Linked DNA regions of Mus musculus: region 2 is linked to region 1. Evidence: chromatin loops called from intact Hi-C (ENCODE). Cell type or tissue: heart. All regions are shown on one strand. Each heading gives the region's core, and the rest is flanking DNA. Links, peaks and the distances in the headings are about the cores only.

What was found. A loop is a pair of places that touch in the nucleus more often than their neighbours do. Peaks named below come from ENCODE experiments on the same cell type or tissue, not always from the same donor. Only the 100,000 strongest peaks of a DNase experiment are listed, where the experiment ranks them.
Region 2: it touches region 1 in a loop (4-fold over the local background); 1 of 42 quality-filtered maps calls a loop at or near these places.

What each region holds. Positions count from the first base shown.
Region 1 is chr11:102,408,885-102,416,131 of GRCm38, reverse strand. No RefSeq gene overlaps it. Among named protein-coding and RNA genes, the nearest start is that of Slc25a39, 5.0 kb to the right of the region's middle. In heart, for the core only: a CTCF peak has its summit at 4,213 (motif pointing right); a DNase peak (open chromatin) is centred at 4,211.
Region 2 is chr11:102,245,506-102,252,752 of GRCm38, reverse strand. Hrob (homologous recombination factor with OB-fold) reads right to left here and starts at 3,871. Exons shown (of 10, transcript NM_153544.3): 1 at 3,661-3,871; 2 at 2,024-2,074. The coding sequence starts at 3,663. In heart, for the core only: CTCF peaks have their summits at 3,996 and 5,679 (motif pointing right); a DNase peak (open chromatin) is centred at 3,952; H3K4me3 peaks cover 1,421 bases; H3K27ac peaks cover 1,442 bases.

The sequences.
Region 1 (7,247 bases), core at 1,920-5,919:
CTAGTCCTTCAGCTGTAAGCCTTAAGCCAACACCTTAATCTCACTCACCGCCACGACCTTTTTGCTTTATTTTCCACACCAGAAGCTAATGTAGAAGCTAACAATGCATTCCCTTGGTCTGTCGTGACTCCTCCCTTCAGGAAGACAGCTGAGCCTCAGTTCAATGTCCTATGTCTATAGCAGGGGTCACATGACTGCCTCTTGTATGTGCTACTTTCAGGGACTTTTTTTTTCCAGACAGGTTTTCTCTGTGCAGTCCTGGCTGTCCTGGAACTCATTCTGTAGACCAGGCTGGCCTCGAACTCAGAAATCTGCCTCCCAAGTGCTGGGATTAAAGGCATGCGCCACCACTGCCCGGCTACTTTCAGAGACTTTAATCTATTTCCTTACTCCATCAGCTGTTTCGGGGACATCCCTGTACTCAAGGAGGCACGCCACCCCATACCAAGTAGAGGATGGTGGCTGTCTTTGGACCCCTTCCACAGACATGGCATTCTTAGCTCATGAGACATTATTCGAACTTCCTCTCGTCCATCACAGGGGGAATGTGACCACCACTACAGCAAAGAGATCTTCCATCCCAGACCACACAGGGAGAGGTGGCCTCATCAGGATTTTCCCTGGGGATGCTCCATCCTCATACGGACTGGCTTCAGTTGTACGTCTTAGCATCCGGTGCAGGGGCCATGCAACCAGTCCCCTCAACTTGTATTTGTCTAGGCATGTACTGTCCAGGCCTCATTTGCATTGTGGGACACTATTCCTGGGGAGACATGAAGAAACATCTACTCCCCCTGAATAGGGAATCCATGATAGGTCAAATACATACCACTGAAGCACAACTTGGAAAACCAGTGAGTTTGTAGGAGTCACTGATGGGAGTGTGGCTGATGCAGCAGCTCAATAAAAGCCTGGGCTAGCATGGGCGGTGGGTGACTCACAAAAGCAGGAGCCCTAGACCTCTGTGTACTGCTTAAAGGCAGTTTGACAGCTGAGAGTCTCCCCCTCCCCTCTGCTCCCCTTCTCTTCCCTCTCCTCTCTTCCTCTCCTCCCCTCACCTCTTTCCCTCATCTCCTCTTCCCTCCCTCTCTACTCCCCTCCTCCCTCCCCTTCCCTCCCTCTCCCCCCTCCCCTCCTCTCTACTGTTTATTTGATCTTAGGGAGGGAGGAGTTCTGTGAATCTGATACATTTCAGGGTCTTCCTGAGGCTTAAGGAGCCTTACTGTAGAACTTCCTAAGTGTTAGGGAGCCTCCAGAATGTTTCAACTCAGGGGACATTGCTACACACAACCCCCCCAACACACACACATACACACACACACACACACACACACACTTCCCTTAAAATTCAGTTTCTTCCTTACTGGAATGTGCACACAACACCCTTGGCACACCCTCCACAGGTGAGGTTCAAATAGCATAATGGACGTGAAGAAATCTTGTAAAATGGCATATTAAAAGCAGAGGGGATTTTTGTTTTGTTTTGTTTTTTGTTTTAGGACATCAAAGGGATCCTATGACTAACCTGACGCTCTGTCTCCAAAGTGATGGGAGGGGACCCAAGCAAGGAAGCCAGCCTTCCCTTCCCAGACTGCAGCAGCATCGCCATAAGCCCAAAGAGAGATGAAAAGAGAAGGCCACAGGGATGGAGGGAAGTGGCACAGGACACCTTTTCAGGTCACAAGTCATAGCCACCATTCTCCACTGAGACCTTAGTGTCCCCCCCACCCAAAGAAGGCAGCAGGGTCTCTCGGTAGCATCAATATTGGTGGCATTGATAAAAGTGAAGAAACTGGGGCTGGAGAGGTGGCTCAGTGGTTAAGAGCACAGACTGCTCTTCTGAAGGTTCTGAGTTCAAATCCCAGCAACCACATGGTGGCTCACAACCATCCGTAATGAGATCTGACGCCCTCTTCTGGTGCATCTGAAGACAGCTACAGTGTACTTAGATATAATAATAAATAAATCTTAAAAAAAAAAGTGAAGAAACTGGGAGTCTGTAGCTTAGTGGCGGAGCAGTTGCCTAACACAGGCAAGATCCTGGTGCAAAAGGGAAGAAGAGTTCAGAGATCAAGCTACTGTGAACCCTGGAAAGGAGACAGGTCAACCAATTAGGGAAGAAACCTGTGTCCATGCATCAGGCTTTCTACCACCCATCAGGTAGGCTACTGGCTCACCCTATTTTAGTGTTTGTAAAAAGTAGGGTCTTAGCTTTATGGGGGTGACTTGTGCCCTCACTGGGGAGGCTGAGGCAGGAGGATGTTAGGTTTAAGGCTACATAGCAAGACTGTCTCTACAGACAGACAAACAGGTTAAAGCTGTAGCCAGCATGTCTGAAGGCTGGGTTTGATCCCCAGCACATCATAACCAACCCAGGAGAGGTGGTGCACACCTGTAATCTGTAATCGCAGCATTTGGGAGGTAGAGGCAGGAGGATTAGGAGTTCAAGTTCAGTTGCACAGAGTCTGAGGTCAGCCTGGGGCAACCCAGTCTCAAAAGCTATAAATCAAAACAAACCTCCAAGCCAAACCAACCAGAACAACAATTGTGTTCTGCTAATGCTTACCGTGATCTCCAGCACAGTAGCCTTTCCAGTAAACTCGCCTTGAATCTCCAACACAAATCTTGGTGGTAGGTACAGCCAGTGTTCCTGCTTCTTGGCCCATGGTGATCTAGTGGGTAACTCACCCTCTGCCCCACCTTCCCTGGCTTTATTCGAGGCCTTATTTATGGCAGTAGACCGCTCTCAGAACTGCTAAATGCATGAGAGCCTCTCAGAACAATGAAGACCACACACGGCTAAACTGGACTTGCCGTGTCCAGAGGCAGTGGGCAATGTGTGGGACAGGGAAGGCCTGCGGCACTCAAGTCTCCTGAGCCTGGTAATACCTACCTACTATCTAGTTCACCTTTGACACTCAGCCGTAAGCTGCTACATGTGACATCACATGCCCACAATCCCAGAAATTCAGGGGAGGGAGAGAGAGGAGGATCCAGAACTCGAGGCTAGCCTCAGCGCCATAGCAAGGCATGAGCTCCCCTGTCTTCCTCCTCCCTGTCCCCAAAAGAAGACACTCCTTCATGAAATTCATAGGTCCTGTGGTCTTCCTACACAGAACACTTAGAAACCAGAACAAAGTTCAAGCTGTAATGTTAAGGAAAAAAATAAAAGTTTTCTTAGGGTCCATAGTGGTTTTATTCCTAGAAAATGAATAGCAAACATATTTTTATTATAATTAAAACATAGTTGTTTTATTTATGTGTACCAATGCACATGTGTGCAGTGCCCATGGAGGCCAGAAGAAGGTGTCAGATCCCCTGGGACTGGATTTACAGATGTTGTGAGCTGCCGTGTGGTTGCTGGGAATTGAACCCTGTTCCTCTGGAAGAGCAACCAGTGCTCTTTACCCCTGAACCATCTCTCCACCACTGAAAAAAAAATTATTAAATATATGGGGGTACCGGAAAGTTGGATCTGCAGTTAAAAGCCCCTTTTACTCGCACAGAGGACCTGGGTTCTATTCCCAGCATCCACATGGTGACTCATGTCTATAGCTTTAGTCTTAGGGAACTCAGAAGCCTCCTTCTGACTTTTGTGGGTAGGCACGTATGTAGTACACACACATACATACAGGGAAAATATATATAATAATAAAACAAATCTTAAAAAAAAGGTTTTGGGAATAGGATCTGGGGATTAGGCTCAGTTGATAAACTACTTGTTTTGCAAGCATAGGTACCTGAGTTTGATCCCCAGCATCCACGTATAAAGCTGAGTGTTGTGCCATGCATTTATGCTCTCAGTGCTGGGGAGATGGAGACAGGCAGAGCCCTGGGCATCACTGGCTAGTTAGCCTAGACTGCACTGGCAAGTTCCAGATTAGTAAGATAACTTGTGTCAAAAAAAAAAAAAGTAGACAGTCCTTGGAGCACAACATCCTTGTTTGACCCCTGACCTACACACACGTACCTGCACACAGATACATCATATACATACAAAAAGTGGGGGTGAATTTGTCATCGGCAGCTGATAATTATAAGTTTTTCATGCCTATAACTGCCCTGAAAAAAGGAAATTTTAGCGACGTGGGGTTTTGTTGTTGTTGAAAGTTCATGTTGTATCAGAATGTTCTGCTCAGCACGGGACATTCCCAAACAGGACATTTCTGGTCATCCAAAGCGGCACCAGCCTCGAATTTCAGAAACGTCCCCTAGGGGGCGGTGCTGTTCCTGTTAAGAGCAAGTGTCTGGTATGCTGCAGTTCAACTTTCTGGTTTCCATGCTGGCGATAGAGTGTAGGACTTCACATGAGCTAGGCAAGCACCCTGCTACTGAGCTACGTTCCCAGCAGCAACATTTTACCTTCGAGACTGTTTTATATCAGGATGCAGACCTCTGACTCCCTCCCACAGTGGGTGATCATCCGGTTGTCATGATCGGATTGTGATTACATTTCGGGAATGTGATTTTTGGCTGATGCAAACAGGCTTCAATGAAGGACGACTCTATCACTTTGTTTTTGTGAAGTCAGTTGGCCAGAAGGAATTAAGTGGCTTGGCTGGGTTGGAGTTTAGACCTTTAGAGTGGCAATAGTTATTGTATGTTCCTAAACTGCCTCGCACAACACACTCATAAATCCACACTGTGGAAGCCAGAATAGAAGCCAGTTCTGGAGGGTCTTCTTCAGGGCCCTATGGGCGTTATATACCTCTGCAGGCCACATTCAAAGTAGGGTCTCTCAAATGAAGCACTGGGGACTCAGCCCCACATATCATACCTACTCTCCCACCAAGTGGGAGAGAGGAAAGACTGTTGCCAGTGGGGCTGAGCCAGATAATGACATTTTTTTGGTTTTGTTTGTTTGCTGTGGATTGAAGCCAGGGCCTGTGAGTGCTAAGTGCGTGCTGGAACACTGAAACACAGCCTTAGGTGAACATTTGCCTTACGTTTGAAGACAGAGGCATCCTTTGGGGCTGGACATGGTGGAGCATGCATTGTGGAGCATGCATTTGATTCTAGCACTCAGATGGATCCTCTGAGAGCTCAAGGCTGACCTGGTCAGCAAAGTGACTTCTAGGCTAGCCTAGTCTACCTATTGCGATGCCCTCCCCTCTCTCAAAATAAAGTAAGATAAAATAAACAAAATCAACTTTATACTAATTCTAAGTCTACATATAAGATATTGCATTTAGGCTGGGCAGTGGTGACGCACACCTCCCAGCACTTGGGAGACAGAGGCAGGCAGATTTCTGAGTTCGAGGCCAGCCTGGTTTACAGAGTGAGTTCCAGGACCAGCCAGGGCTATACAGAGAAACCCAGTCTCAAAAAACAAAAACAAAAAAGAGAGAGAGAGAGACAATGAGGTGCTGGAGAGATGGCTCAGTGGTTAAGAGCATTGACTGTTCTTTTTTTTTTTTTTTTTTTAAAGGATTTATTTATTATATGTAAGTACACTGTAGCTATCTTCAGACACTCCAGAAGAGGGCATCAGATCCTGTTACAGATGGTTGTGAGCCACCATGTGGTTGCTGGGATTTGAACTCCGGACCTTCAGAAGAGCAGTCGGGTGCTCTTACCCATTGAGCCATCTCACCAGCCCCTGACTGTTCTTCCAAAGGTCCTGAGTTCAAATTCAGCAACCACATGATGGCTCACAACCATCCGTAACAAGATCTGATTCCCTCTTCTGGTGTGTCTGAAGACAGCTATGGTGTACTTACAGATAATAAAGAAACCTTAAAAAAAAAAAAAAGAATGAAAGTTTAAAAAAAATGAGCCCCAATATACCAAAGTTAGCTCTGGTATTCTTGCTCTGCCCTCCCCCTCCCCTCCCCCCCTCACCATTTGAGACTTTAGATTCATTTGCTCCTAAACAACCCAGTGTGTGTGGCTTAAGATCAAGGATGCTGGCACACACCTCTAACCCCAGCACTTGGGAGACAGATGTGGGTGGATCTCTGGGAGTTCAAGGCCAGCCTGGTGCATATAGTGAATTCCTGGACAGCCAATAGCTACATAGTGAGAACCTGTCTCAAAACACCAAAAAAACAAAAACAAAAAAACGAGTGCTTGTGGCCTCTGCTCTCCACGTCACAGAGGCCCCTTTTCTCCCATTTCTCTGTGGCTTTGCTGCCCTCCCCTTCCTGGTTCCACTGGTCAGCCCTCCCTGGGTCTGAACTTTGGATTTCTCTTGGGGGGTGGGGGGGGGATTCAGTGGCTGGACAGAGGCTCTGGCTCTTTGCCTCTGGAAAGTCCCGCTAGATGGTGACAGTGTTGGCCTTAGACAGAGAGTTGTTGCTTAGATCTTGATATTGGATTGAAGTTCTGCCTCTACCTGGAAATGTTTCCACAGGCTTTGGGGATGCAAGCTGGAGGTCTCCCAGCTCCTGCCCTCCCTGGGGCTTGCCCTGCTCGAGCTCCTGGCCAGGCCAGCTTTGATACCAGTTCATTCCATCTGCTGCTCCGTTCTCAGAAGTCTCAGTGAGAAGTGATTGCTTGGGCCTTTTTATCTGTATGATGGCCACAAGCTGCCTCCAGGGCCCCTGGAAACTCACTGCTTCCTCCAGGTCTGTAGTTCTAGTAACCTCGTTACTCCGGACATTCCTACAGACTGCAGATGGCCTCGGACAGACACTGGGAGTCATGTTGCTGAGGCAGTGACCTCATTGAGAGCAAATAGGATCTTTTGAGTGACTTCAGGGGACTCTTTTCTCATCTATAAACTGGAAGTTGGGGTAAGGGGTGGGCAAAGAATTAATTACCGCTGGTTATGGTCTTTCATGCCTGTAATCCCAGCATCTGGGAGGCAGGAGTTCGAAGTAATTCTTGCCTAAACATGGAGTTTCGGGTTAGCCTGGGCTATGAGTCACTGCTTCAAAACAAACAGAAAATAAAGCCAAACCCCAAATCATAAACAAGAAAGGGAGGGAGGGAGAGAGGGAGAGAGAGAGGGGGAGAGAAGAGATTATACACAGGGCCTTCAGTTTTCTTCTCTACAGAATAGAAAAATCATCTCTGCTCAGAAACGTGGTAAAACATTAACTTTGAGGTTGAAATGGCCTTAGCAGGCGCTGGATTCCCAACTGAACCGACAGCTTATGAAACGACTTTTGTGTTACCTTTTTTTTTTTTTTTTTTTTGGTTTTTCGAGACAAGGTTTCTCTATATAGCCCTGGCTGTCCTGGAACTCACTTTGTAGACCAGGCTGGCCTCGAGCTCAGAAATCCGTCTGCCACTGCCTCCCAAGT
Region 2 (7,247 bases), core at 1,911-5,910, 160 kb after region 1:
AAAACACTTCTTAAGAAAAAAAGAATATCACATAAATCAAATTACAAAAAAAGAAAATGAGAGAGAGGGAGAAGAGAGAAAGAGAGAGAAGAGAGAGAAGAAAGAGAGAAGAGAGAGAGACTTAGAAGCAACAAGTGGGTTCTGCTGCATGTGAAGAGTGAGCTTTTAATCCCAGCATGCAGCACTCAGGAAGCAGAGGCCGGCAAATCAAGGTAGAGATGTCCAGTGTCCTAGATGAAACTACACCACTGGATCTGGATACGAAGACCACTGCAGACACTGGTTTGGTGTCTCTGACGGCACTTGAACACCTCTGTAGGCAGGCTCACTGTCACAGGCCTGTAATCCCAGGACTCTGGAGGCTGAGGCAGGATGGTTTCCAACTCAAGGGGAGCCTTTTCTCCCCAGAGAGAACCTGTCTAGAAACAAGCGGCAACACAACACACCCAGTAACTCCTCTTTGGGGGGAGCTCGGGATGTGGCTCAATGGTTTGAAAACCAAACTCCGGCTGGAAATCGCCCAGGGAGGCCACAGAACAGAGGGATTTGCCCTGGTTCCCTTGGCCGGTAAGTGACTTATTTATTTATTTATTTATTTATTTATTTATTTATTTATGAGACAGGGTTTCTCTGTGTAGCCCTGGCTGTCTTGGAACTCACTCTGTAGACCAGGCTGGCCTTGAACTCAGAAATCCACCTGCCTCTGCCTCCCAAGTGCTGGGATTAAAGTCGTGTGCCACCACCTCCCAGCGGTAGGTGACTTATTGAAGAAGTTTCTCTGCCAGAAATTCTCACGTAAGTGGCATGGGGTAGGCCTTACATGAGGGTGATTCCAAAATGTTGACTGTGTGTCTCATTTAATTTCTTTTCTTCTGAGAAGGAAGAGAGGAACACAACAATGCCCTTCATTCTAGAGAAGACAAAGTGGGAGGCCGGAGTATGAAGTGATCTATCTGCCCGGGTCACAGGCCAGTTGGTGCCCTCGGGTCTCACATCATCCTGCTAACTGTGCGGCCTCCTCCCTGAGGCGGCTCTCTATAAACGTTCCTCCCCCTTCAGGCATGCTATTATAAAAGTGAATGAAATCACCCTCCAGACAGCTCCCAGGAAGGCCTTTATAATTAAAGACATGACAGTTAGAATTAGGGAGTTAGTTTGGTTTTTGTTTGTTTTCTTTCTTTTTCTTCTTTTCTTTTGAGACAGGATCTCATGATGCCCAGAACAGCTCTGAATTCTCTATGCGGCCGAGGACCTTGAACTTATGATGCCTCTGCCTCCATCTAGCAAATGCTGGAATCACAGGTGACCTCAGGTACCTGGTTTTATTGAGAGCGTGAGCATTTAGGTCAGGGCTCTAAGATAAGCAGGGACCTGGACCCACTTACTCACACTCTGGACTTTTTTTTTCTTTTGTTTGAGACAGGGTCTCTCTACATAGCCCTGGCTGTCCTAGAACTCAAGAGATTTGCCTGCCTCTAACTCCCGAGTGCTGCCTACATTAAAGGCATACACCACCACCACATCTAGCCTGTTTTATTTTTAAGACAGTTGAATACAGCCAGCAGCGGCAATGCAGGCCTTCAATCGCAGGACTCTGGGAGGCAGAGACTGGTAAACATCTGTGAGCTCCAGGCTAGTCAAGTCTACAGAGCGAGTTCCAGAACAGCAAGGGCTACACAGAGAAACCGTGTGCCGGAAACATACTGCAAACAAAGACAGATGAATATGCTGTTGTTGCTGAGACAGAGTCTCTCTATGTAGCCCCACGCCAGCCTTGGGTTCCTACCTTCCTGCTTCAGCCTCTTACGTACTGGAACTACAATACAAGCAAGTAGCACCAAGTTGGTCCTTGCTTACAATTATTTACACTTTTAGCCTGAGATAGATTAAAAAAAAAAAAAGAAAAGATGAAAGATATGTCCATTGAAAGCTGCCTGCTGGGACTGCTTCAAAGGTCCTGAACTTGGCTGTGTCTCCATCTCAGGGCATCTTTTGCTAGTCCAGGTCACCAACAGTTCCCTACCTCATCTTCAAAGTCCTCTTCCACAGAAAACAACTTCTGAAAACCACACGTCTGAAAAAGAAAACAAAGCACTTGAGACCGGAGGGAAACCACCGCCCGCAGCATCATCCTGTATTCACTACAACCTTTTCCCCAGCTCTAATGTGACCATCTCAAGTATACTGGGTTTCTGGTGTGTCTGGCTAGTACTGGAAGAGGGAAAAGAGAAGAAATTCGATTTAGCTAAAGACTTAAAAATACTCGAGCCGGGCGTGGTGGCGCATGCCTTTAATCCCAGCACGCAGAGGCAGGCGGATTTCTGAGTTCGAGGCCAACCTGGTCTACAGAGTGAGTTCCAGGATAGCCAGGGCTACACAGAGAAACCCTGCCTCGAAAAACCAAAAAAAAAAAAAAAAAAAACTTTCTTTAAAAAAAAAAAACCAAAAAAATACTTTCTTTAAAAAAAAAAACCAAAAAAAAAATATATATATATACACATATATACATATAATGCACACACACAGTTTATCTGAACTACTCCTAGAAAGGGGAGATAGTAAAAGAGAGGCGACTGCTAAGGGAGACAAAGGCAGGGTCAGCATAAGGGTCTCAAGTAGCCCAAGTTGGCCTCAAGTCATTATTATGTTGATAAAGGTAATTTTCAAATCTTATATAAAAAAAATGATTGATTTAGTGGGGGTGGGGTACACTACTGCATGGGTGTGAAGGTGAAAAGAACTTGAGGGAGTCGGCTTCTTCCACCCTATGGGTCCTAGGGATGTAACTGAGGCATCAGAGACAACCACCTTTTACCTGCTCAGCCACTTCCCCAGCCCCTGACCTTGAACTCCTGACCCTTTCCTTTCCCAAAGGATGGGATTACTTGCCTACACCACCTCTGGAAACAGGCCTGAGTATTCTGCAACAGAATCTCAAAGGTTGGTCCAACACAAGAAAGGACCCTGCCTGAAACCCTTGTTTCTGAGGATCAAGCCAGTGATTTCTTTCTACAGAGGACCAAAGCCAAAGGCAAAGTTGCCAAGAGTGTGGACTGCCCCAGTCTACGGTTCTTCTTCCTGGACAGCAGACTCAGACGAGTGTCACACCCACAGCCTGGGTTTTTGGTGGGGGATTGAGGGCGTGTGGCATGGTAGCTGCTGCCTTTAATTCCCAGAACGCCTAAGGCAGAACTTTGAGTTCGAGGCCAGCCTAATCTACATACTGAGTTACAGGATAGCCAGGGGCAGAAAGCCTGTTTCAAGGACCCACCCTCCTCCCAAAAAAATAAAAACAGAGGAGGAGGCGGAGGAGGAGAGGAAGGGAAGGAGGGAGAGGAGAGTTGAATGTTAGTCACCCCAAGATCACGAGGTTGGGGGCAAAGATTCCAAAAGCCAGTGACGTTTGGGCTCGCAGGGATTGATGACTATTTTTCTGTCTGTCTGTAGGTCTGTATGTCCGGGGGAGGTACCTTTCACAAGGTCTCCTGCGCGTTGCGCGCCCTTCCTACCTAGCCCCCAGGTCTGCAGACTACACTCAGTCTCTACCAGGCAGATCCCGTCCTAGCAGACTAGCGAGCCCGGAGCCCAACCCGGAGTCCGGCTTCCCCGGGGCTGGAACGCCTCCTCCCCAGAGCCCGGGCGGCTTAGACGCGGCATTACCATAACGACAGGCCGTGGGCTCGGGCCGGCGGGTCGGCCCGGCCGTGTCAGACTCAAGGGTTCACCTCCAACTCGACCCAGACGTAGAGTAGGGAACTATGTCCGGTCGCATTCCCAGAGCAAGGTCCAAGAGAAGCGTCTTTAAGACCGCAGCGGAAACTGAGAGAGGGGCGCCTAAGAACGTGCACCCAGAGCGGCTTTCAAAGCCGCCGCCAAAACAATAGCTCCGCCCCCTTAAAGGGAAGGCACCAATTTTTATCCTGCCGACACAAAGTCCTTCTTCCTCGGGCCTTCCGCCGCAGCCTTAAAGGGAAAATCAAAGGTCTCTCGGTCGCCCCCAAGCGGTCCCTCTAGTCCAGCCGGCTGCCACGTTCTGGTTGAAAGGGAGCTTGGAGAAATCTTATACACTTTATTCTCCCTTCTTTTTTTTTTTTTTTTTTTTTTTTTTTTGTTGAGCACACTGGTGATTTGAGAGTGACTTCATCCTCACCAGAACGCAGCCGATCGTGTAGCCCAGGCTGCCCTCTAACTCACTTTGTAGCCGAAAATAACCTTAACTCCATATTGTTCTTCCTCTACCTCCCAAACGCTGGGGTGGCTGGTTTTATGTGGTGCTAGGGATGGAACCGGGGAGGGCGGCGGGGGGGGGGGGGGGGTTCACACTTTGTAGGCCAAGCTGATTGGTAGAGACAGGAAAAGGTAGAGAGCCTCATGCGCCATCATCCTCTGGTGAATGAGGAGGGATTGAACGATTTTGGGCCTTGCACGTGCTAAGCAAATGTTCAACACTAAGCTAATAATACGCCCAGCCCTAAAGAGTTTCTACGACAGAAAAATGTGTGCCTTCTTTGCATGTTAGAAAAATAGGCCTGAAAGCTGGGAGTGCATTCCAATGGTCAACATTGTACTAAGCGTCTTCAAGACTCTGGTCCCAGCTACCATACATACATACACTGCAGAAAAAACGAACAAACAAAAACATAAACAAAATTACTTTGGAGGCCATGCAGGGACTGGAAGGTAAGGCCTGGCTCAAGCATATAAGGCAAGTAAGACTGAATGAAGAGATCCGGGAAAGACAGGGTGTGTCTTTTCCTCAGAGCACAGTAGCCGTCTGAGCCATAGAAATATGACTAAATTGGTGGATTCTTCCTCAGAACAAGGCACATGTGTACAAACACATGATGCTTTGCACATAATTATAGGGGGGTTGTCTTCCTGAAGCCTCTAGTCAAGAACTCAGTCCCAGACAGGTGGTGGTGGCCCACGCCTTTAATCCCAGCACAGAAGGAGGCGGATTTCTGAGTTCAAGGCCAGCCTGGTCTACAGAGTTAGTTCCAGGAGAGCCAGGGGTACACAGAGAAACCCTGTCAAAAAAAAAAAAAAAAAAACCAAAAAAAAAACAAAAAACAAAACAAAAAAAAAACCCTCAGTCCCCTGGAATTCTAGGAAGCAAAATGGTATAGCAGTTAAACTGTAGATGCTGAAGTCTCGATAGCTGGGTCATAGGCTCTCAACTCTACCTCCTCTTTGCTATGTGAGCATGTGAGCTTGGTCAGGGTCATACCTGGAATCACATAGTACTCCAGGACTCTTGGCTGTTATCATTCCAGGTTAAACAAAATTAACAGTGCTGGGACCCTCCCCCTATACTGAGCTTGTCATCCTGCTCTGTCTGAGTCCTCTGATCTGCTTCCAGCCTACATCCCAGAACCCAGGTTTTCCATTTCTGAACTTATTCCTAGTCGGTCTGAGTTTCCACTGCTCTCAAACCCAGTCATTAAAGAGTTTAGCATACTTCTTGCTTCTCCCTCTCCACCCTCCCTTCCTCGAAAAGGTCTCATCGCTAAGGGTGGCCTAGAACATTCCCTTCTGACACATCCTCCTGGGATTACATGTGTGCGCCTCTGTGCTCAGCTAATGCCCTTTTCTTTTTACGTTTTTTTCCCTTTTTTAAAAAAAAATTATTTTTGTTGATTTTATGTCTGAGTGCTCAGCTGCATGTACACCTGCATGCCAGAAGAGGGCATCAGATCCCCTCATAGATGGCTGTGAACTGCCATGTAGGTGCTGGGAATTGAACTCAGGACCTCTGGAAGAGCAGACATTGCTCTGAGCTGCTAAGCCATCTCTCAGTCCTCTTTCTTTTCTTTCTTTTTCTTTTTTCTTTCTTCCTCTTTTTTTTTTCTTGGACAGGGCTTCTGCTTCCAAAGTGCTAGGATTAAAGGCATGTTTCACTACACCCAGTTTTCAAAACGTTTTCTTTGTTCTCTAGTCTCTGTATTCAGGACCTACCTATGTCATAACTGGTGTCTACTGAGTGTCCTGTATTCTCTTCAGGGTCTCCTCCACACACCCCCTGATGGACTGTTTACTTTTATTTAGGGTCAGGTCATTTGGCTTTCCTCTTGTAGGAGGGGAGAGTTGAAACAGGGTCCCAAATGTGTCACAGAATGACCTTGAATTTGCAGCAATCCACCTGCCTCAGCTTCCCCAAGTGTTGGGATTATGTGTGTGTATCACCTTGCCTGGCTCTTGCAGCTTTTGTGACTAAACACTTAGTATGAGGCAGACACCGTGGTGCAAGCATTTGTTTAATGACTTCAACGCCTTTGTCAGGAAAGAATTGGGCAACTTTAGGCCCACTTCCACAAGAAGTTGCCATTGGCTGATGAAGGAGTTTTCTTAAGTACAAAGGAAACTCATGAGCATACACATGCCATGGAGGGAGGGGGGGTTGAAAACAGCTTGCTGCGTTTGCTATGGAGTTAGAAAAAAATACGTTCGAGTCTCCCGCTAACTGCATACAATCTTGAGTAAGTTACTTTACTCTCAGAGCCTTTCTTTAGTGCTTTATCTATGAAAACAGAATTCTGCCTCTTTGTAGGTTTTTTCTGTGAGATGAGATGAATTGCATTGAAATGGCTAACTCCGTGTCTGGCATGTTGGCAGGGTCTCAGCAAACGTGGATTCCCTCCCCCTCTACTTTAGTTTGCAAACTTGTGTGGGGGAATTGTTATGGGAACCACATGGCTTGGGTTTGTATCTATTTTGGCGTGTTTGCAAACGCATTTTCCCCTAATTCATGGTTGTGTTTGTTTTTTTTATCATATGAACAATTGTATGCAAACCAGTTTGATGCCTGTATTTATAATGCCTTGTTACGGACAGTGGCAGACAAAAGAGACAGTGTGTACACACGCAGGGTTTTGTGTCGTGTTGGTGGGTGGGTGTTGCATGTTGAGTGTGTGTGTGTAATTCGATGTGCGTTGTGGGCCACATATGGGAGCCCGGGGGAAGGGCTGCGCTGTCTGGGTGGCTGTGTACAAAAAGATTCAGTTAGTGAGCTCTCCCTATATGTAAACCAGCTGTTCAATAGAACTGGATGCCTATGGAAATGTATTCTGTATAAACTCACTGTCCGTTGGGATGGCCACTAGCCCCTCCTGGATCTCAGACACGTGCAACGTGGCTAGTTCCACTAAGGAGCTGAAGATTTAATGGTGTTTAATTTTCATGGAAATAGCGACGGGGATATTAGTAGACAGAAATTCCAAGCTCATTCTCCAATGCACCAGGTGATAAAG